Linked DNA regions of Mus musculus: all the other regions are linked to region 3. A link is a loop called in an ENCODE intact Hi-C map of the cell type or tissue named here. Cell type or tissue: gastrocnemius. All regions are shown on one strand. Each heading gives the region's core, and the rest is flanking DNA. Links, peaks and the distances in the headings are about the cores only.

Region 1 (7,531 bases), core at 1,748-6,747, 190 kb after region 3:
TGGCTCAGAGGGTAAGAGCACTGACTGCTCTTCCAAAGGTCCTGTGTTTAAATTCCAGCAACCACATGGTGGTTCACAAACATCTGTTATGAAATCTGATGCTCTCTTCTGGTGAGTCTTAAGTCAGCTACAGTGTACTTACATATAATAATAAATAAATCTTAAAAAAGAAAGAAAAAAGAAAGAAGAAAAGGGAGGGCAACATACAATAATAAAAGTTAAAATAAATTAAGAAGTCATCTGCTGCTTCTGTCACTGCTTGCCCCATGGGTTGTAACTATGGAGACTGAGCCTGGATGTCTACTGGGAAAGAAATGGGAGAGCTTGAGAAGGAAGTGGAGGAGACACTCAAGAAAGGGGCTTATCCCCACCAGCACAGGTGGGACTGTCTCTCCAGTGAGGCTCAGGTAGCTCTTGCTGCCAGTGCTGGTGGAGGTTTACATTGTTGCAGAGTTCCATGCTACCTGATGTAGGACAGCAACAGACCTTAGGGCTTCCCCAACCTAAAAGGTTCCGCTAGTAGGCTGTGTTAGTTGATATACAAAATCTTCCCTCTTCCAAGTTGGGAAGTTTTTATTTTATTTCAGTTACTTTTTGTTTTTGACAGGGTCTTGCTATGTATCCTGAACAGCCTGGGACACACAGAGATCTGCCTCCTGAGGGCTGGGATAAAAGCACATATCCCATCACCTGGGAGACAAGGGCAGACAGATCTCTTGAGAGTTCCAGGGTATCCTAGGTTACATAGCAATAAAGGGTGTGGGGGAAGGGGATAGAAGGATTAGAGAGATGGATCAGCTGTTGAGAATGCTTGATGTTCCTAAAAGGAAACCAGGTTTATTCTCAGCACCCATATAGTAACACACAACAGCCTGTAATCACAGTCCTAGGATATATGACACCCTCTTCTGGCCTCTGAAGGTACCACCTGTGTATGCAGTACACAAATATACACACAGAGAAAATTCTCATACACATAAAATAAGAGTAAATAAAATGGAGAGTTAAGACCACTGGAGGCTACAGGATGAGACTAGCCACAACCACAAGGAGCAGCACTGGGCACCAGCTGCTTAAAAATTGTATCTGACTAGCAATCCCAGCATTCAACACAATGAGCCCATATGCCTTACCTAAGACAAGCAAAGAGAGTGGCATCTAGACAGGACAAACTCAGCTAAAACCACTTATCACACAGCCTGAGTGACCTGGATATGGCCCAAGGAGGGCATCAGAGCAGAACAGAAAGAAGTATGTCCTTGGAGATCAATGGTCCTTTGTCTCTACCAAGTCTTAACTGAGTGGAGCAAGTGGTGGCTGTACCAGGCCCTGTCTCAATTTTTTTTTTTTTTGAGACAGGGTTTCTCTGTGTAGCCCTGGCTGTCCCAGAACTCACTCTGTAGACCAGGCTGGCCTTGAACTCAGAAATCCGCCTGCCTCTGCCTCCTGAGTGCTGGGATTAAAGGCGTGCACCACCACGCCCGGACCCTGTCTCAATTTTAAAAACAGATTTCAAATTCAAATGCTCATAGGGAACAACGGCAGCAGGCGGTAAATGGAGAGTGTGGGTCCTGCTTGCCTAACACGTCAATGAAACTCAAGAGGTCTTTTTTTTGTTTTTCGAGACAGGGTTTCTCTGTATAGCCACAACTGTCCTGGAACTCACTCTATAGACCAAGCTGGCCTCGAACTCAAGAAATGCACCTGCCTCTGCCTCCCAAGTGCTGGGATTAAAGGCATGTGCCACCACTGCCTGGCTTGAAGGGGTTTTCCTTAAAGATTTTCTTTTCTTTTTTTTTTTTTTTAAGATTTTATTTTCAATCATCCATGTGTCTGTCTGTGTGAGTTGATGCCAAGTTTGTAGGTACCTATAAAAAACAGAGGCAGTAAACCCTCTGGCGCTTGAGTTGCAGGCAATTATGAGCTGTCTGACATGGGTTCTGGGAATTGAACCCAGGTTCTCTGGAAAACAATACACATTTGTCATGGTTTGAATATGCTTGGCCCAGGGAGTGGCACTATTTGGAGGTGTGGCCTTGTTGGAATAGGTGGAATAGTCACTGTGGGTGTGGGCTTTAAGACCCTCACCCTAGCTGCCTGGAAGTCAGTTTTCCACTAGCAACCTACATGGTATGCATAATGCACTCAAGCACACACATGCCTACGATAAAATTTAAAAATCTGGGAGCTGGAGAGATGGCTCAGTTCCAGAGGACTTGGCTTTGATTCTCAGCAACACAATTGCATGGCTTCTTATCACTGTTAACTCCAGTCCCTGGGACCGGATACCTGCTTCTGGCCTTCAAGACCAACACACATACACACACACACACACTCTACACCAACATACCTGCAAGGCAAACCACCCACACATACATTTTTATTTTGTACACTGCTACCAAATGACCTATTTATCTTTCCCCTGCTCCTATACTTTTTAGGAAGTGTATGCCGACTCTCACCTGACCCACTGGCCTCAGACTAAATATTTGAGGATGACTTTAAATTAATTCCATTTTTCCGCTTATGATGGGTTATTAATCTGAAGTGTAGATTTGGACTCATCTGTACTGCTATATTCAATTTCTTAGTGTCTACCCAATCCTAGATTTAATTTTTGGATTATGTTATCAATAAAGGGATTTTAGGTTAACATTCCATGACAAAGTCTGGCTGTGCTGATTTATGTCTGAATCATAGCACTCAGAAGGCAGACAGATCTCTGTGAGTTTTAAGACCACCATGGTATACACAAGGAGTTAAAAGCCAGCTACAGCTATAGAGTGAGGATTTCAGGCTCCAATCAAGCTCCATTTTTTCGTATGTCCTGTCAGATCCATTTCGTCTGTATAGAAATCCATTTTCCTGCCCTCTGTGTTTTACCAAGTACCTTTGCTCAAATTATATAAATCTTCCACTAGCTTGAGCTTTGAGTGGCTTAGTTACCCAAAGCATGGACTTTTCCATCAACTTTTCCTTTTGAAACAGGGTCTGCCCAGCTGACCTGATATTTATTATACAATGCAGGATAGCCTCAAACTTTTGATCCTCCTACCTTCCCTTCCTAGTACTGGAATTAAAGTTCTGAAGCACCATAGCTGCCCTAATTTTGAATGAGGGCTGCCTTAATAGGCAAGCACTATACCACGGTTTTCTAACCGTGTCTTGCTATGCAGCTGGATTCTGTAATATACTCTTAGTCAGTCTGGCTTTCAGACGGCTTGTATTGCTACTGTTCAGGGGGTCGCTCTCCCTGAAAGAATCACTGAATTTCAATTTAGAATTGGGCACATTTGTTGGGATGCACATATGCTCAGAATAGTCATTCTGACGCTCATTAATATTTTAAAGCAGTTAAGATGGAGAGCAGCACCTTTAAAAACCCACCTGCCTTAAGTTACCTGTACTAGGTTTTTCCAGTCCTAGGGATTTTTTTTTTTCTCTTGCTCCCGAGACTCCGCCCACCGGTCACCCAGTGGCGGAAGAACCTCACGCTACGACGTGACACCTCACACCACCGCGGAGACTTTCTGACGTTACGCTGGCGGCGTGGGAGGGGCGGGTCCGCCGGCACTTCCCCTTCCCGGCTTTGGCCCCGCCCACCCTCGTTGTGAAGCAACCGCGGCCGCCAGCATTTAAGGTGGCTCAGAACCTAGAGGTGCGCTAAGCGCCTGCGCGGCTCCTTTTCCGCCCCAGGGGCTAGGCCGGTCGGAGCCACGGCTCGAGCCTCTCCTCTGTTCCGGAACTAACCGCCTGGCGGCGCTCCCCGCGCCCCTCCCCCGCCGGCGCTTCCGCCCGCGCTCCTCCCTCTCCTTCTCCAGCGACGCGCACGCGCGCCAGGCCGGCTCGCGCCCTCTCGCTGTCCACCGGCCCGCGAGATCCCCCCTCCCCTTCCGCCTCGCGGCGCTTCCTCGCGCCGCCGTCTTCTCGATCCACCCCTGACACCGCGGGGCTCCCCCCGCCCGCCAACGGCGGGTCCCCTGCTTGGCGATCTCTTTCGCTTCCCGCGCTCTCCAGCAGGGGCCCGGCCCCAGGCCCTCTTTCCCTTCCCTCTTATTTCTCTTCCGGACGCTGCCATCATGTTGAAGCCTCAGCCGCCACAACAGACCTCCCAACCCCAGCAGCCGCCCCCCACGCAACAGGCCGTGGCTCGCCGGTCTCCCGGCGGGACCAGCCCTCCCAACGGCGGCCTCCCGGGACCGCTGACCGCCACCGCGGCTCCCCCGGGGCCTCCCGCAGCGGTCTCTCCGTGCCTGGGGCCTGCAGCCGCTGCCGGCAGCGGACTTCGCCGCGGAGCCGAAAGCATCTTAGCGGCGTCAGCGCCGCCGCAGCATCAAGAAAGGCCAGGGGCAGTGGCTATCGGCAGCGTCAGGTGAGGACGGGGCTTCCTGGCTAGGGAGAGCCCGGGAGGCAGCGCCCCGGCTTGGAGCTGTTGAGGGGGCTCTTGGGGGCCCAGGACCCCGTGAAGGAGGGGGTGGACCCTCGTGCCAACAGGTCGGAGAGAAAGCTCTCCGGGAGGTCTCCAGGAGCCTGGGGGCAGCGCTCGGCTCTCTGGGCCTAGTCACCTCTTGGGGGTCTGGGCCCTGAGGGGAGGCGGGGCGCATCCCGCCAGCTCCGTCGGCAAAGGGTGTTGGGGGGGTTGAGGAGGTGATGGGGTCCCTAGCTCCATTACCACGAAGGATCTCGCGGTCCCCGGCTTCAGCCAATGGGGAGTCAGCTGCATGAAGGGGTCCCCGACTGTAGCCAATGGGGGGGGGGCGCGCGGCCCACAGTTTGGCCAATGGGGAGGGAGGGACTTGGGAGCGGATTGTTCCCTCCTCTTCCCGGTGTAGCCAGTGAGAGGGGGACGGGGTGGGCGGGGGCGCGGAAGCAGCGGCTACTGGGAAGACTGCGGGCTGGGAAGCTCCTGCGCGCGCGCTCCCCGGGCGTACGTGCGCGCGGATGCTGTCTTATGACTCGGGCATTGGCTTGCCCCGGTAACACGTAGAGCAGAGGCGGAGGAGGGAGGGGTTATTTGGAGGGTTTAGGGGCGTTTGGTGTCGGTGAGTGGGGAGTGGGTGCCCTCGGTTTTTCTCGGTGTGTCAATGCGATAGAAAGAGGCACTGGACGCAGGCGCAGTGGCTTCTGTTCTAGAGCGGGTGGTGGAGCGCGATGGGCTGTAGTGCGCAGGCGCAGACCGGGCGAGGCATCCCGGTGGATGGTTTTTGCGGCTGCGCGGTCCCCCAGCCCAGCCAACGGCCCCCTCCTCGCCCTCCTCAACTGCCGGTTACATCAGCCGTCGAGGAGCTGTGTTACCTGGCGTTTGGGGATCCCTTCAGAGTGGGTAACAGGCTGAATGAAAATAATGAGGGCGAAAGGGTGGGGTGTGGAGAATATACTTCTCCTGGGATTTGGAATCCAAGGCTCCTGAAAGCTTTTTTTCCTTTGGGAGGTAATGTGTCTAAGCTCAGAGGTGCTGCGTTTGGGATGCCCGGGCTTTCGCCTTCACAGCTGAAGTGTGCTGTTGGTTTAATACTATAGCAGTGGTTTATCGGAAGAGTGAAGGACTGTCCCTTAGAGGAAGTCAGGTTGTATTGCACTGACTGTTAGGAACATTTGACAGCTATTGTTTATTGAATATTTTGTTGACTTTTTTAAAATCTTGAATTCGGAGAAAATGTTTTAGCAGTTAATGCCTACTTTCTTCTTTAATGTGAGAACTTGAAAAGTCTTGCTTGTTAATCAGTCTATAGCCTAAATCAGCAAGTTGACCTGGTACATTGGTCTAGGGTTCACTACTAATTAAAACTATTTCTCTCTTTCTTTTTTAATAGGGGACAGACCACCGGAAAGGGACCCCCACAGTCACCCGTGAGTGCCTTCTTTTCCTCCTGTAAAGACACTCGGAAGACAGACAGTGTGGGACAATCTGAGAAGAGAGTATTCACCTGCTGCCCTTTACTTTTTTCTCGTGTGACAGGTGTTTGAAGGTGTCTATAACAATTCCAGGATGCTGCATTTCCTGACAGCTGTAGTGGTAAGTAACAGCTTTAACCTGGGTGTCTGAGGAATATGCTGTTTCAGTTTCTTAAAATGACTAAATGGTTCACCTTGCTAGGGTTCTACTTGTGACGTAAAGGTGAAAAATGGCACCACTTACGAGGGCATTTTCAAGACTCTGAGCTCAAAGGTCAGTGTACTCAAATTAGGAATTTCTGAAGCTGTGAAGGAGAGTGAGATTGAGAGTGTGTGTTGGGTGACAGCGGGCAGTTTTGAGGCTTTTGCTAAGTTCTCTGGTTGACATTGGGAAATACAGAGTGACATGGGCATTTGACGTTGAAAGACTAGAAAGCTTTAAGAGCGAATCCATCTTCTCCCTCTGATACTGACCCTGCCATGTTGGACTGGGGCTTTTGTAGTTTGAACTGGCAGTTGACGCGGTGCATCGGAAAGCATCTGAGCCAGCAGGTGGGCCTCGCCGGGAAGACATTGTGGACACCATGGTGTTTAAACCAAGCGACGTTCTGCTTGTCCACTTCCGAAATGTTGACTTCAATTATGCTACTAAAGGTATCGCTCTGAACTGTTGTGTCAAGAAGCTGACGAGAGCTAGCCCGCAGGTTGAACACGTTGACTTGATTTACTTTTCAGTAGAGGTGACTTGAGTTCTTGAGCACATAGCTTGATGCCTGATAGAGTCGAGTGAATGTGTCTAGCGGTGTAGGTACTCCTTTTTTCATGTTTTCAAGTTTAGCTTTTAGATTAGATTGGGGCTTTGTTTTTCTGTTGAGGAAGGAAGGGTCTTTGTATATATGGCTAGCCTCCTTAGACTGGCAGAGATCAAATTGCCTCTGCTTCTGAGTGCTCGCATTACCAGCATTCACCACCCCATCTAGATAGACCTGTTTCAATAGTTCTCCCTGCTCCCATAAACTAAATCTGGTGTTTCTTAGTTTCATTTTGTTAAACTGCATGGGGTGGGGAGTAAGGATGAGAAGTGGGCCCATCACCTGACTCTGTTGCTCCCCTCTGCCAACAGATAAGTTCACTGACTCAGCCATTGCCATGAACTCTAAGGTGAATGGAGAACACAAAGAGAAGGTGCTTCAACGTTGGGAGGGCGGTGACAGCAACAGTGACGACTACGATCTGGAATCCGATATGGTATGTTCTCCCTTCCTGAGAACAGGCGGGCTGAGTTGTGGTCAACATGGGTTGCTGATGTGGACGTTCATTATTTTCTGTTGGGCTATGTTTGTTCACTTTTGTTTTGAGGTTGTTCTTGGTCAGTTTTCCCATCCTCTGCATTGAAAACCATTAAAGTTTCTCCGTGGCAGCACTTGTAATTGTAGTAAAAAGTATAAGGTGGGCATAGTATAACCCATACCTCTAATCCAGCCTTGGGGAAGTTGTAGCAGAAGAATTGTGAAGTCCTGGACAATCTGGGCTACATAACAAAAAGTCTTTAAAGAAAAGCAGAGGAGAGAAATGGAGGTGTATAGGAGGACTATTGTATATATCCATGCTTCTTCATTCTGTTTCTTCGATGAGC
Region 2 (7,531 bases), core at 1,748-6,747, 150 kb after region 3:
AACTAAGAACTTAGAAATAAAAGCTAAAGTTACTTTTCAAAGTGTCCCTTTTTCTTCCTGGGACTTCAGCTAGCAGGCTAGCAGGCTGCACATTTCCTGCGGAGAGAGAACAAGGTCTACTTTATTTAATCCCTTGCTGAAGTACTAAAGTTTCTCACCTCAGCAACTCAGACAGGCAGGTCAGCTACAGAAGCAAAGTGACTCAGACTCAAGATATGTAAATGTTTTATTACTGTACAGCAACCCTAAATATCTAGTAAGACCAAGTCTTACCCCAGCGACGTTCTCTGCCCCCCCCACCCCAACTGCCCCATGAAGAACAAACAAGAAGGACCAACAGCTGGGGCTACCGTCCCTCCCCCAGTAAATAACCCAGTGTCTACTGTCTGGAGTCTACTCAGTCTTCCAGTCTCCTCCAAAGGACTTGGGTGGGTCACTTCTTTGGCTCAGCTATCTGCAACACACATGGTTTGTTTTCTAGGCTCCTGCTGCCTCCATTTAATGACTACTGCTGTTCTTGGTGGTCATCTCACCACACTGGGATCTCCAAAATGCTGGGGTCTTCTGCTGCAACTGGGAAGCACCTTTACCAATAGCATCTTCAGGGCTTTCTTCATGGTGCCAGGCCTCAACTTCTCTGCATGACTCCCTCAATCCTAGGCCTTCAACTGTCACTGAAGCTGCACCTTCACCAATGGCCTTCCCTAGCCTCTCACAGTGCCGAGCCTTAGCTGCTCTCCATGTCCCCTTCATGCCTTCAAAACCAGTGCCACCAGGGTGATTTACACATGACCAAGGAAGTTTTGCTGACAGCTTGAGGTACAACCTTGGCTGCCTCTGGAACACAACTTCTGTGTGCTGGCTCTCAGGAAATATTTCCCAGAGTTCAGCTCAGTGATGCTCCTCCTCCTCCTCTTCTTCCTCCTCCTTTTCTTCTCTTTTCTTTCCCCCTCCTCTTCTACCTCTTCCTCTTTCTCCTTTTCCTTCTTCGTCTTTTTTTTTTTTAAGATAGGGTTTCTCTGTGTAGTCCTGGCTGTCCTAAAACTCACTCTGTAGACCAGGCTGGCCTCAAACACAGATCTGCCTATGTCTGCTTCCCAAGTGCTGGATTTAAAGGTGTGCACCACCATGGCTCATCTGCCATGGTCTCACTGCTAATTTCTTAGCCCTGGCTGACGAGCATCAATTGTCCCAGGAAAGCAGAGGTTTTGCTTCAGTGGTGCTGGTCTCTTGTTAATCACAGCTAATTCTTCAGCCTCAGCTGACCACAACCACAGATTCTCAATTAAAAATAGCAGTTGACCCTCCTGACAGACTCTTTAAGGAACTCTCAAACTTCTCTCTAGAACTTCACAAGGCAGGCTTCCACCTTCTTCTACATTGCTTCTGCCTCCCAAGTGTGGGATTAAAGGCATGTGCCACCATGCACAGCTCTGCCCTCAACACTCTTATCTTCCAAGCTCCCACAGAACAGTTCACTAAGCTTTGAACACTCAATGGCTTTTCTAGCCCAAAGTTCTAAAGTCCTACCTCAATCCTCCCCAAACCCAGGATGTCAGGCCCATCACTGCTATACTCTCATGGTAGCAAAGTCTATCGTAGTCAGGGTTCTCTAGAGAAACTGCACTGATAGAATAGGATTTATTAGAATGGCTTACAGGCTGTATAGGTAAGCTAGTCCAAAATGGTGATCTACCAACAGAAGGTCCAAGAATCCAATGGTTGTCCAGTCTGTGAGGCTGGCTGTCTCAGCTGCTCTTCAGTATATGCCAGAATTGTCAAGATGTAGGCTCTAATGCCATTGAAGGAATGGACTTGCCATTGAGAGTGAGAGCAAGCAGGTGAATTGAGAGCAAGTCTCCTTCTTCGGTGTAATTTATAAAAGCTGCCAGCAGAAGCTGTGGCACAAGTTTGAGATGGGCTCTTTCAATCTCAAAAGATACAAATTAAAAGTGGGGTCATCATTGTACAGAGCTGCTTGTGTTTTAGTTAATTCCAGATGTAGTCATGCTGACATCCAAGACTCTCCATCATACGGAGCTGCATCTCCACAAGCCCATGCCTTCTTTGATATCACACACGCCCTTCCCTGGAAGCCTAAGAAAATAGCCTTGTCTTTCTCTGCTCTGGTGATTGCAGAGCCTAAACTTAGAAGATGGGGAGATGCTGATACTGATAGAAGTATCAGTCCCTTACACAAGCCTTTCCTGCAAATGAGGAAAATTCAGATTTTGGCAAAAATGTGTAAGGTGGACTCCGCCTGGCTTGAAGTTGTGACTGCACAGTGTGAGAACCTCCCTCCGGAGACAAAAACCCTTTGGCTGGGAACAAAAGAGATGGTTCAGCACTTACTAGCACTGGCTGTTCTCTGCTTCAAGTCCCAGCACACATGGCAGCTCACAACACCTGTAACTCCAGTTTCCAGGGATAGGATGCTGTCTTCTGGCCTCCTCAGACACTGTATGCGCATGGTACATAGACAGTACGAGCAGGCAAACACTCATAAACATAAAATAAATGAAATTATTACGAAATCCTAACACCAAGGGAACAGACTGTAAAAAAGAATTTTACAGCTTCAGCAGTGTCCATAACCCCCTCACAGCTGCAGCAGTGTCTCTCAGCCCTCACAGCTGCAGCAGTGTCTCTCACCCCTCACAGCTGCAGCAGTGTCTCTCACCCCTCACAGCTGCAGCAGTGTCTATAACCCCCTCACAGCTGCATCAGTGTCTATATCCACCTAACAGCTGCAGCAGTGTCTATCACCACCTAACAGCTGCAGCAGTATCTCTCACCCCTCACAGCTGCAGCAGTGTCTCTCAGCCCTCACAGCTGCAGCAGTGTCTCTCACCCCTCACAGCTGCAGCAGTGTCTCTCACCCCTCACAGCTGCAGCAGTGTCTATACCCCCTCACAGCTGCAGCAGTGTCTCTCACCCCTCACAGCTGCAGCAGTGTCTATAAACCCCTTCACAGCTGCAGCAGTGTCTTTCAGCCCTCACAGCTGCAGCAGCGTCTATCACCCCCTCACAGCTGCAGCAGTGTCTCTCACCCCTCACAGCTGCAGCAGTGTCTATAACCCCCTCACAGCTGCAGCAGTGTCTCTCACCCCTCACAGCTGCAGCAGTGTCTATCACCACCTAACAGCTGCAGCAGTGTCTCTCACCCCTCACAGCTGCAGCAGTGTCTATAATCCCCTCACAGCTGCAGCAGTGTCTATCACCACCTAACAGCTGCAGCAGTGTCTCTCACCCCTCACAGCTGCAGCAGCATCTATCACCCCCTCACAGCTGCAGCAGTGTCTACACACTCCTCCCTCCCTGGAATTCACCTGCCTCTTTACAGCCCTCCAAGGAACAGTGGGAGGACATGGATCATCCACAGCCCTTGTTCCTTGTCTTATTTCCACTGCAGGATCTTAGATGTGTAGCCCAGCCTCTGCCTCCTTCAGCAAATCCTACTGGCATGCACCACTACAACCAGCACCACTGCAGGATCTTACGCACAGTAAAACACATTTCGACACTGGTGGTGCACGCCTTTAATACCAACATTTGGAAAGCAGAGGCCAGTTGATCTTTGACTTTGAGGCCAGCATGGTCTGCAGAGTGAGTTCCACGACAGCCAGGGCTACACAGAAAGACTGTGTCCCGAAAAACAAACAAGATAGATTTAGGGACTAGAGATTCCTCAATGGTTAGGAGTGTGTATTGCTTTTCTAGAGGACTTGAGTTTGGTTCTTAGCACTTACATCAAGTGGTTCACAACTACCTGTAAAACCAGCTCCAGGGAGACCCAGTGCCTCTGAACTTCACCTGCCATTTCCACCCATATACACAGAATTAAAAGTAAACATTTTTAAAAGTTTATTTATGTGTATGAGTGCTTTGCTTATGTGTGTGTAAGGGCACTGTGTTTGTGCTTGATACTCACAGAGGCTACAAGAGGGTGTTGAATCCCCTGGAGTTACAGTCAGTTAACAGTTACAGTGGGTATGAAGTACCACGTGGGCCCTGAGAACTGAAACCAGGTCTTCTGTAAGAACAGCAAGTATTTTTTGCTGCTGAGCCATCTCCCCAACTCCCAAAATAATTCTAAACAACCAGACAGATTTTTTTCGACTCTGTAATTAAGAGCACGTGGTGATGTGAATAGGTATGGCTGCCAAAGACTCATGTGTTTCAAAACTTGGCAACGGGCACTACTAGGCCTTGTTGGAGGAAGTGTGTCACTATAGGGAGGGGCTTCGAGGTCTCCTCTGCTTGAGCTACTCCCAGTATGGTACACAATCTCCTTCTGCTGCCTGTGAATCAAGATGTAGAACTCTCAGCTCCTTCTCCAGCACCATGTCTGCCTGCACACCACCATGTCCTGCCATGATGATAATGGACTAAACCTCTGAAACTGTAAGCCAGTTCAATGTTTTCTTTATAAGGGTTGCAGTGGTCTTCACAGCAATAGAATCCTAACTAAGACAGAGTACCTGTTGCTCTTGCAGCAGATCCAGGTTCAGTTCTCAGCACCCACAACTGGCTCCCTCTTCTGGTCTCTGTAAACACTGCATGCATATGGTTCACTTAATACATACCAGGGCAAAAACACTCATACATATAGAACAAAATGTTTAATTTTTGAGAAAAGCTCTCATTATGTAGCTTTGGCTGGCCTGGAACCCCACTGTAGGCCAGGCAGGCTGTGAACTCAGAAATCAGCCTGCTTCTGTCTCCCCAATGCTGGGACTAAAGGCATGTGCAAAATAAAAAAAAAAAACAAAAGCAAAGCAAAACAACTCCAAAACAGATTTTAGGTACATTTTCTGATGATTCTGAATGATATTTTGGAGCATGTCAAATTTTGGTTCAAATTTATGAACTAATATGGACATAATGTTTCTAAGCCAGACTTGACAGCTACTAAAATAATACTCTACATTCTTTTTTTTTTTTTTTTTTTTTTTTTTTTTTTCTGTTTTTGGTTTTTCGAGACAGAGTTTCCTGTGTAGTCCTGGCTGTCCTGGAACTCACTTTGTAGACCAGGCTGGCCTCGAACTCAGAAATCCGCCCGCCTCTGCCTCCCGAGTGCTGGGATTAAAGGCATGCGCTACCACGCCCGGCCCTACATGCTTCTAATAGACTAAATCTCAGAAACTGTAAGCCTCAATTAAATGCTTTCTTTTAGGAGTTGTTATGGTCATGGTTTCTCTGCACAGCAACAGAACATTGGCTAAGACGTAGAGACAACTCCTTATTGGTTCCCTTAGCAATCTGTCGAGTAGCCAGACTGCTGTCCTGGGTAAGTCTAGTTACTGCTCTGTGGCAGCTCTTCCCCTTCAGCGGACACCCACAAACACCCTACTAAGACATTTTCTGTGACTCCCTACCTAACCACGATCGCTCGCTCACCTGAATAGTGAGTTTATACCAAAGAAGTGCCACACCATGCTCTCCCCCTCCTTACCTGCATCCTAGCTGGGAATCAGAGAGCCCGGCTGCAGCAGGCTCTTTCTGTAAACCCCTCATCATCAGAGCTACAGCGGACTTCCGTTCCTGCCCCACAGGCTCTGCGCTCTTGAGACCCCATCATGCCTCCAGTGCCGGGCCTGAACCCTGTTCAGAGCCTCTATCTTGCTGTCGACCCTCTCTCTATATGTCCATAGTGTTAATAACTCTTCCAACAAACTCCTTAGTCCTCGGTTATCTGTCGTTGTCTCTGTCCTCTTTCACACCCACCACTAACAGGATCCCCCTTCACTGAAAAGAAGGATTATATGTTGGGTATTTCCCTTCTTCCCGGAGCTGTCTCTATATTTCAAGTTTCCAGGATAACTGTCTCTGGACCAGCTAAGAAGAGCAGCGCTAGGTCACGCGGCTTGGTTCAGGACCGTACACGTTGGGAGGACACACAACTTTACCTCTGGCCTTGGGGCTCCAGGACCCTTGTCCCTCTTGCTCTTTTCCACTTGTTCATCAGTGCACCTCATGGGTGCCATTCAGTCTCAACTCCCTAGGGCCTCTTCTCTTACACGGCTTTTACAATAATCTCAATATGCTTTGTCCCGGCAGAGTGTCTAGCCAGAGTCTTAGTGCTCCTCCTAAAAGGCTTTCAAATAAGTCTGAAAGTATTCAAAGAAAACAGATACACAGTAGCAGCAAATGGTATTCCCTTACTTTTTCCAGCCTCCCCGCGACTCCCCAAACCTTTTATTAAGCTGTTCCTCCCCTTTGCCCGGGCTGCTTTTTCTATTTAAAAAAAAAAAAAATTCTACCATTGTCGGTTGCCTCTGCCCTGACTCTCTCCGGTACCGACCGACTGGCACTAACTCCCTGGAGTGCACACTTCTCCGCGCCGGTGCCTATCAAGGAGGCTTAAGGACAAGGCTCAGCCTCTCCAAAATGCTGTTTTCGGGGTACAAACCTGCCCGCTATTCACCGCAGCCTTGCTTTCCGACTGCCTTGGGTTCCTCCGCTCCGATCACGCCGCCCTCCCTCAACAGCCAGGTCACCAGCGTTCTGGGTTAGGCTCTCCCACTGCGCCTTCCCGGCACCGCACCGCCGGCATTGTGGTCAGCGCGCCCGCTCCTCCCGGTGCTCGTTTCCGGGGCTAAGGCCCCTCCTGTCCGATGCCCGCCGTTTTCATCCAAGCCGCACAACGCATGCCAAGGATTTAAAGCAGGTTCCTACTGTAAGCATGTTATAAACTCGCTTCCTGGCTAGCAACTGTCACACGATTTGTAGTCCATCTTTCTACGTGTTATGTTTAACTTTGTTTGTAAAGGTTGGTTTAAGGAACTGGAGAGAAGGCTCAAGTGAATTAGAGCGCTGGGCACCCATGCAGAGAAACTGGGTTAGGTTCCCAGCACCCACATGGCACTTGACAACCATCTGTGACTCCAGTTCTAGGGCACCCCACACCCTGACTTCTACCAGAGCTAGGTGGTACAGAGACATACATGCAGGCAACACGCTCATATACATATAAAAAGAAAGAAAGAAAAGAAAAGGTAAGTTAAATGAAACCTATTACTTCTAAACTGGCACCTAAATATAACTTAGTGATTTTTTTTTCAATGTTAATCTCCTAAGTTTGCATCTGACAGAAGTTTTCATTTGCCTAACTTTTGGTATTTCAGAACTTATGTCCTGGGCTTTTATTTGAATCACATAGTTTTATTCAAGAAGTTGTTTTCAAATTCTAAGAGCAACCAGCAATTAAAGGGTTAATGTGCAATGTTGTCTTAGCCTTGTAAGTAACAAGATCATTTACAGCCCTTACTGTAAATGTCACTTGGGATTTATTCAATGTTATGTCTTCATCTGCTCATATGACAGGCACCAACATAAGTGATTTTACCTAGATGGATTGCTTTGTTTTGTTTTGTTTTGTTTTGTTTTCTTTGTTTTCCTAGACAGGGTTTTCTTTGTAGCCCTGGCTGTCCTGGAACTCACTCTGTAGACCAGGCTGGCCTGGAACTCAGAAATCCACCTGCCTCTGCTTCCTGAGTGCTGGGTGCCTCATCACAGCCTGGCTTGTATA
Region 3 (7,531 bases), core at 1,569-6,568:
TCCCAGCTTGACCAACCTCTGTGATGAAATCAAGAGAAGATGGAGACAGGAAACTGGGTGGCTGAGACAAGCCTTGACAATATGGGAAGGACTGGGCATTGTGCTGGACGTCTGTAGCCATAGCTGCATGGAAGACTAAGGCCAAAGGATCCCCTAAGCTCATGAATTTACAAGCAGCCTGGGAAACATATGGGGACCTGTCTGAAAGACAAAACCAAAGCAAAGATCCACAGTGGAGAGGAACTAGCTGTGGGAGAGCTGAACTGAACATCAGCGTGCATTGTGTCCATCCCTCCTCCTGAGTGTGTACGCCTGTGAAGAGACTGACAGAAATTCTGTATCTTGTCTCTGCTACTTCCAGGAACCTGGAGTGAGGGAACCTGGGAGAATGCTCAGGGTTTCTGAGGGCTGACAGAGCAGGAACACCCTGCTTTTTGAGGTCTGACCTTGGTGACAGTACAGACCACAGGGTTTGACAGTAAAGCCTTGGCAGACTTAAGAACCGAATCTTCATTGTTTAAGTTGGGACCTAGAGGGCTCAGGAAAGAAATCCATCCAAATTTGCTGAAACAATGGCTGGAGGAGAGTCAGGGAAAAGCCACATCCGTGACTTGGCCTCAGGGTCTTCAAACAGCACACTGAGACCAGCTGGGCCAGGTTTAAATTTTAATGACTGTTCAGGCCTAGGCCCCTCATTCACGCCGCTGTCGGGTCCACTGCTCTGGGGTCAGAGTTTTCTGCTCAAAGGCATGGATGTGCGGGAGCTCTTCGGCTAAGCACTCGTTCACCAGCCTGGAGCGAGAGAAGGGAATGGGAAATGAGCGGCCTCAGCTGGAGTGATGGGCTCCGAAGCTAGGGTGACCAAGGAGATCGGAGACGTCTCCAAGAAGTGGGGATTCAAGGAGAGGACAGGAATCCAATCACAAAGGCAGGAGCACCCTCGGGGCTATGGGTCACATCTCCGGGCTTTGGGAATGAGTTGGTCCCACCCATGGCGAGCGGATGCCCGGGCTGCCATCCGGAGCCTGAGGCTTGGCTGGGTGAGAGGCTGGCTCCCGGGGCTCACCGGTGTCTCTGGAGCAGTGGCTTTCCCTCGAACTTAGCCGACACCACCAGGACTCGGAAGCTGGTCGCGCAACGGTTCAGAGTCGTGTCCTCCACCTCCTAGCGGGCAGAAGACCCGGACGATGGAACACGCGCCCAGGAGTCCTTCCCCACCGCCCGCGACCTCTCAGCATCGCACTCACCACATGCTCTGCCTCCAGGTCCTGCCGCAGCTTCTCGCGGAGGTAATCGGCGCTGAGTTCCATAACCACAGCCCGGCGGGGCTACAGCCCAGCGTGCAAAGAACCTCGCCTCGGGTCCCGCCACCTCGCTTTCCGCCCTCACTGCAGCCACTTCCTCCACGCCGCTCACTTCCGCCCTTCCTAGGGCGGCTTCGAAGGCAGCACTTCCGCCTCCTGGCTCCCTTGAATTCCCAGCACTTGGGAGGTTTCCTCCCAACAGTTAGCCAATCCGAGCCGGACTGGAGGGCAGCCAGTCCTGCGGTTCCGCTTGCACACCCTCCTCCTGCCAGCAGGCGGCGCAGCAAGTCGCTCTGCCGGCTTTCCAGGAGTTTGCAGGACCATTCTCCCGTGCTTTTTCCTAAACCAAGGTTTTGCAGTCCTGGCTACCCAGCCCTTTCCGAGGTCCGAGGTCCCAGAAACCACCCCCAACTCTGGCCCTTCAACCCAGAAAGTCCGGATGGACCATGCAGCAAGACCCGGGCGCTTCTTCGGTGTCTACTTGCTCTACTGCCAGAACCCTCGGCATCGGGGCCGCGTTTACGTTGGATTCACTGTCAATCCTGCTCGTCGGGTCCGGCAACACAACGCGGGTCGCAAGAAAGGTGGAGCATGGCGGACCAGCGGGCGAGGACCCTGGTAAGAAGGCGCGGGTGTCTGGTCGGAAGGCTCCGCGTAGGAGGCGGGCCGCTAGGGCAAAGGAGTGACAGAGGCGGGACCGGTTTTTTTTTTTTTTTTTTTTTTAGATCTGGGGCGGTGCTGAGTCCCTGGCCTGCCACCAGAGCAAGCGTAGCAGCGAGGTGGCACCTTATGTATATCAACACTCTGCGATGGCTGGATTAAAATTTGTGATGCTTAATTGGATTACGAGTGCACAAGTTTAGGGCTGCTTTGTAACTCCACTACCAGGGTATCAGACGCCCTCTTCTAATCTCTGCACATACGTACCAAACATTCATGCACATAAATGGATTTAAGAAAAAAAAAAATCAGATACAAAAGCTATGCTATGCAATTAACCTAGGTCCTTATCTTAGGGTTACTATTTTTTAAAATAAAGATTTAAAGATCTATTTATTCATTTTATGTATATGAGTACAGTGTAGCTGCCTTTAGACACGCCAGAAGAGGGAATTGTATGCATCGCAGATGGTTGTGGGCCAGCACGTGGTGGCTGGGAGTTGAACTCATGACCTCTGGAAGAGCAGTCAGTGCTCTCAACCTCTGAGCCATCTCTGCAGCCCCCTAGGGTTACTATTGTTACTATTGTTACTATTGTTGTGATGAGTCACCAGGACCGAAAGCGTACTGGGGAGGAACGCGTTTATTTGGCTTACACTTCCATGTGAATGTGCTTTCATCTCCTCAGATGAAGGGGTGAGAGGAGAGCCGTACCCAAGCTGTGTGAATATATGGCTTGGGCTGAGCCAGAGCGTTTCTTTCTCTGTTCTAACTATCCCTAGGCCTACCCCTGGAAGCTTCTAACCTCTGTACAATCTATTCTTCCAAGATGGCTGATTCAATCCGGCTTCTCTCAGCTTTTGACTGAATTGCTCTGCTTGGCCTCATACTAGCCTTGACAATCTGTTCTAATCTTCTGGCTCCTTCTCATTCTCTGGCTCCTTTTGTCTTCACCGGTGTCTAGCTTGTTCTCTCTACAACCTGTCTCTGTAAAACTTCCCTGACCAAACTTCCATACACATACAGCCCTCCCTTCTCTCTGCTTTTTTTTTTTTTAAGAATTATTTTTTTATTTAATGTATATGAGTACACTGTTGTATCTTCAGACACACCAGAAGAGGGCATCAGATCCCATTACAGATGGTTGTGAGCCACCATGTGGTTTCTGGGATTTGAACTCAGGACCTCTGGAAGAGCAGTCGGGTGCTCTTACCCACTGAGCCATCTCACCAGCCCCCTCTCTCTGCTCTTAAGTAGCTTCTCTTTCCTGTGTTGTTTTCATGTAGGTTGGACATCTGCCCTTTAATTAGATGTCATTTTCAAACATGGCTGCGTCTACAAACTCACCTTACCTTCACTGTAGGGATGAAAGGGCGTGTCTGCGTTCCAGCAAATCATACTGTAGTCCAGGCCGTGTTGGCATTCCAGCCCCATCATATAGACCTGGGCCTTTGGATGTGATTCCTTACCAGAGCAGCCATGTTGCTGGATTAAAATTCCTCTATGTTTCCACTTCACGTTCATCGTTGGAGGAAGTCAGGACAGGAACTCAAACAAGAGCTGATGCAGAGGCGGTGGGACCCAAGGCCACCAACTCAGGGGCTGCACCACTCACAATGGCTGAGCCCTCCCACATCAGTTGTTAATCAGGAAAATGTTCTACAGGCTTGCATGTGTGTGTGTGTGTGTGTGTGTGTGTGTGTGTGTGTGTGTGTGTGTGTGTAGAGCCTGATCTTATGGAAGAATTTTCTCGATTGAGGTTCCCTCTTGTGTCAAGTTGACATAAAACTAGCCAGCACAGTGCCATCAACAGATGAGTGGGTGAAGAAAATGGGACATATACAAGATGCAGATTTTTAGGAACCTTTTATTTTTATGTGGTGTGTGTGTTTTAACTAAATCCTAAGTGCACTGAGCTCAGCAGTACTTGTAGAGGTCAGAAGAGGGCGCCAGACCCCTTGGAATGGGAGTTACAAACTGTTCTGAGCCCAGATGACTGAAGTGCCTCTCCTGCCATTGCAGTTTGATTCAGCCACAACGATGAGTAAAATTATACCAGTTATGAGAAAGTGGATGGAACTGGACATCATCATGTTAAGTGATATAACAGACAAATAGCTCAACTTTTCTCTCATTTGGAATTTAGAGAAAGTGGGAAGAGAACTATTTGGAATGAAAAAGACCAAAAAGAAGGGGGAGGGGTGATTATAATAAGTAATGTCAAAATATATTACACAGGTAGGAGAATATCAATGCAACCTATTATTCTGTACAGTTAATATACAGTAGCAAAATTTGTTTTAAAGACAGGGATCAGGAGATAGGGGCCCTGGTCAACAAGACTGGGGCTAGAGTACAACTTCCAAAGGAGAGGAATCAGGGACGGGGTGAGGAGCCTGAGACTGGCAGATACAGGGTCTTACGCCTCCGTGAAAGATTCAAGTTCTAATGGCCGGGTGTGAAGCGGTGTGGTTGTGCTCTCAGTGTGAACTGGAGCACGGGCCTGGTGGAGGGATTCAGTTTCTATCAGGGTCGAGGTGGGTTGGGGACTCACTGGCCGTGCCCCTCTCCTTCCAAGGGACATGGTGCTGATCATACACGGTTTCCCGTCTGCTGTGGCCGCCCTTCGGGTAAGAAAGGTGTAAGGGCGGGCTAGACTGGTTTATCTAGAGGACCTTACCCAGGACCACCCTGACCTTGTCTTGGGTCGTCCCCTTCTATAGTTTGAATGGGCCTGGCAACATCCTCAAGCTTCACGCCGCCTGACGCACGTGGGGCCGCGCCTGCGCAGCGAGGCTGCCTTTGCCTTCCACTTGCGCGTTCTGGCGCACATGCTTCGAGTTCCTCCGTGGGTGCGCCTTCCTCTAACACTGCGTTGGCTGCGACCTGACTTCCGCCATGAACTCTGTCCAGCGCCACCGGCACACATGCCCATTGCCTTTGGACCACCTCCACCCCAGCCCTTAGTCCCAAAACGACCAGCTGTAAGCGAGGCTGACAGCGAGCGACAGCTGGATCTAGGTACCAAGGCCAGATGCAGTCTGTGTGCGCGTCTGCTGCAGGTAAGGGCACATCGGGGCGGAGACCTGGGACTTTGCCCACCCTGACACATGTCTAATGAGGAGGGCAGTTCTTTCCGAACCTATAGTACCAGCCAGAGGCTGTTCGAGCCTCCGAAAGGACAACCAGCCATCCTGTGAGATCTTCCCTGGTCTCCTTCTGAAGTCACAGCTCTTTCGTGTGCTTCCTGCTTTTTCCCTGTCACTTTTGTGCCTCTGCATGCAGTGTGTTGCTCTCAAGTTACTTCTCATCTGCCATGTTTGACAGGATGAAGAGGGCCCCTTGTGCTGCCCCCACCCTGGTTGTCCCCTAAGGGCCCATATCATCTGCTTGGCAGAGGAGTTCCTGCAGGAAGAGCCCGGGCAGCTTCTGCCCCTAGAGGGACATTGTCCTAGGTGAGTCCTAGTCCTCTTCCCAGCCTGGGGAGAAGGTGCCCACGTGCCAGCCCTGGCTCCCTGAATCCTCACTCTGGCATCTCCACCAACTGCACCTTTGGCAGCTGCAAGAAATCACTACTTTGGGGAAACCTGGTTGGGCAGTGCCACGCGGACACAGAGGAGGAAGAGGATTTGGAGTTAGAGGAGGTGAGAAGTGACTCTGCCCAAACCCCCCCCCCCCCCCCCCCGGTTTTCCTAGACTACCTCTGACCCACTCTTTGCCCTTACAGGAACACTGGACAGACTTGCTGGAGACTTGATCCTAAGTGTCCCCCTGTACCTTTCCTGCTTCTCTCTTCAGTAACTGGCAGCTTTTACTTGAGCACCACACAAAGGCTGGGATAAGGGTACCTTCTGATGTTTTCTCAGAGCTGGGCGGGAAAGGAAGGCGTGAAGTGGAGGCTTTGGCCTAACCATGTGGCCTTGCTTCCTCCCTTACCTTTCTCAGAGGTAACAGCTACTGTCTTCAGTTGCTTTCCCATGGCGATGATTAATGTTGGGACCAGCAACTTGGGGGAGGAGGGGGCTTGTCCCATGTTACACTTCCAGTCCATCAGCGAGGGAAGGTTGGGTGGGAACTCAAAGCAGGAACCTAGAAACCATGCAGGGGGTTGCCTATTGGCGCCATCTCTCTGGCTGGTGCTTCATTCAATCAACACTTATATGACCCAGAACCCCCTGCCTAGGGGTGGCACTGTCCACAGTGGGCTGGGCCTTCTCACATCAATCAGCAATAAAGAAAATGCCCGCACAGATGTGCCCACAGGCAAGTCTGGCTGAGACAGTTTCCCGGTTGAGGAGCCCTCCGAAAATGCAGGGCTGGGTGAAGTTGACAACTGAAACCAAACAAGATAATAATTAGAGGCTCAGAGGGTAGCACCTGTGACTTGGAGCCTCAGTTGGGAGCACAAAGGTCCTTGTGTTCACACATAAGCACCAGGCATCCCTTGGAAAGCTACCAAACTTTTCGACTGGACTCTACCCCCAAGAGTCCATTGATGGGGGCTGGAGAGCCAGCTCAGAGGTTAAGTGGCTGTTCTTGCAGAGGACTCAAATTCAATTCCCAACACCACATGGTCTCTCACAACCACCTACAACTCCAATTCCAAGGGATCCAATGGCATCTTCTGGCTTCTGAGGGACCAGGCAGACTGGTGGTTTACAATGCAGGCAAAACACTCACATAAATAAAATAATAAAGTTAAATTAAAAACAAAAGTTCTAGCCGGGCGTGGTGGCGCACGCCTTTAATCCCAGCACTCGGGAGGCAGAGGCAGGCGGATTTCTGAGTTCGAGGCCAGCCTGGTCTACAAAGTGAGCTCCAGGACAGCCAGGGCTATACAGAGAAACCCTGTCTCGAAAAACCAAAAAAAAAAACCAAAAAAAAAAAAAAAAAAAAAAAAAAAAAAAAAAAAAAAAAAAAACAAAAGTTCTTTAATGGTCTGAATACCTGTGGGATACTGAGAACATAGGATGTTCTACAGGTGAGCTACTGTACAGCCACACGGGTGATCACTGCCCTGAAGACAGACCTGCCTTCCAGGCAGCTACCACTAGCTGGCTCTGTGAGCTCCAGCAGAGTGCTCTTCCCCCAAAGCCTCCTGGTCTTTCTCTTGAAGCCAAGAGCACCTCAAATGGTAGTGGTGTGCTTCTAATGGAGGTGGCTGGCTGTTTCTGCAACATGGAGCTGGGGTGGGGCATCCCAGTGTCAAAGACTGCAGAGGGGATTGCTGCACTGCACAGCTTGCAAGCCTTTCCTGATGACCAGGAGAGTTCCATAACCAGGTCTGTAGTTCCCACCTTGGCAGACACAGCCAAGCCCTCAGCCCCAGTCACTTCCCACTCCCTGCTCTCCAGGTACCACCCGGGTCAGTGAGATACTTGGCATGGTCTATCAGGATGCTGACCTAGAGAAATGTCTCTAGGCTTCCATCTGGTTTCAGGTTCCCTTCCTAGAGCTCAGAAGCCCTGGTGACCCCCTCATGTATGTGAAGAAATAGTAGGAAAATGACCAGGGTCTTGAAGCTCTGGAAAGCACTCCAGCCCTGAGGTTCCTCAAAACTCACTGGC

Evidence for each region. Peaks named below come from ENCODE experiments on the same cell type or tissue, not always from the same donor. Only the 100,000 strongest peaks of a DNase experiment are listed, where the experiment ranks them.
Region 1: it touches region 3 in a loop (2.1-fold over the local background); 1 of 42 quality-filtered maps calls a loop at or near these places.
Region 2: it touches region 3 in a loop (7-fold over the local background); 1 of 42 quality-filtered maps calls a loop at or near these places.

What each region holds. Positions count from the first base shown.
Region 1 is chr7:126,499,741-126,507,271 of GRCm38, reverse strand. It overlaps Atxn2l (ataxin 2-like), which reads left to right and starts at 3,835. Exons shown (of 22, transcript NM_001361487.1): 1 at 3,835-4,372; 2 at 5,814-5,850; 3 at 5,960-6,016; 4 at 6,098-6,169; 5 at 6,399-6,549; 6 at 7,019-7,143. The coding sequence starts at 4,080. It overlaps 4930456A14Rik (a long non-coding RNA gene), which reads right to left and starts at 4,838. Exons shown (of 3, transcript XR_869939.3): 1 at 4,673-4,838. In gastrocnemius, for the core only: a CTCF peak has its summit at 3,752; DNase peaks (open chromatin) are centred at 2,230, 3,661, 4,770 and 5,128; H3K4me3 peaks cover 3,421 bases; H3K27ac peaks cover 3,050 bases.
Region 2 is chr7:126,535,030-126,542,560 of GRCm38, reverse strand. No RefSeq gene overlaps it. Among named protein-coding and RNA genes, the nearest start is that of Gm24596, 25 kb to the left of the region's middle. In gastrocnemius, for the core only: a CTCF peak has its summit at 4,545 (motif pointing left); no DNase peak of the experiment used is centred there; H3K4me3 peaks cover 937 bases.
Region 3 is chr7:126,689,816-126,697,346 of GRCm38, reverse strand. It overlaps Slx1b (SLX1 structure-specific endonuclease subunit homolog B (S. cerevisiae)), which reads left to right and starts at 1,564. Exons shown (of 6, transcript NM_029420.4): 1 at 1,564-1,922; 2 at 4,543-4,594; 3 at 4,688-5,026; 4 at 5,292-5,419; 5 at 5,524-5,608; 6 at 5,692-7,531. The coding sequence starts at 1,744. The coding sequence ends at 5,721. It overlaps Bola2 (bolA-like 2 (E. coli)), which reads right to left and starts at 1,347. Exons shown (of 3, transcript NM_175103.3): 1 at 1,248-1,347; 2 at 1,067-1,164; 3 at 654-792. The coding sequence starts at 1,310. The coding sequence ends at 693. It also overlaps a transcript of Sult1a1 not described here. In gastrocnemius, for the core only: CTCF peaks have their summits at 1,571 (motif pointing right) and 3,895 (motif pointing right); DNase peaks (open chromatin) are centred at 1,889 and 3,905; H3K4me3 peaks cover 1,427 bases; H3K27ac peaks cover 1,617 bases.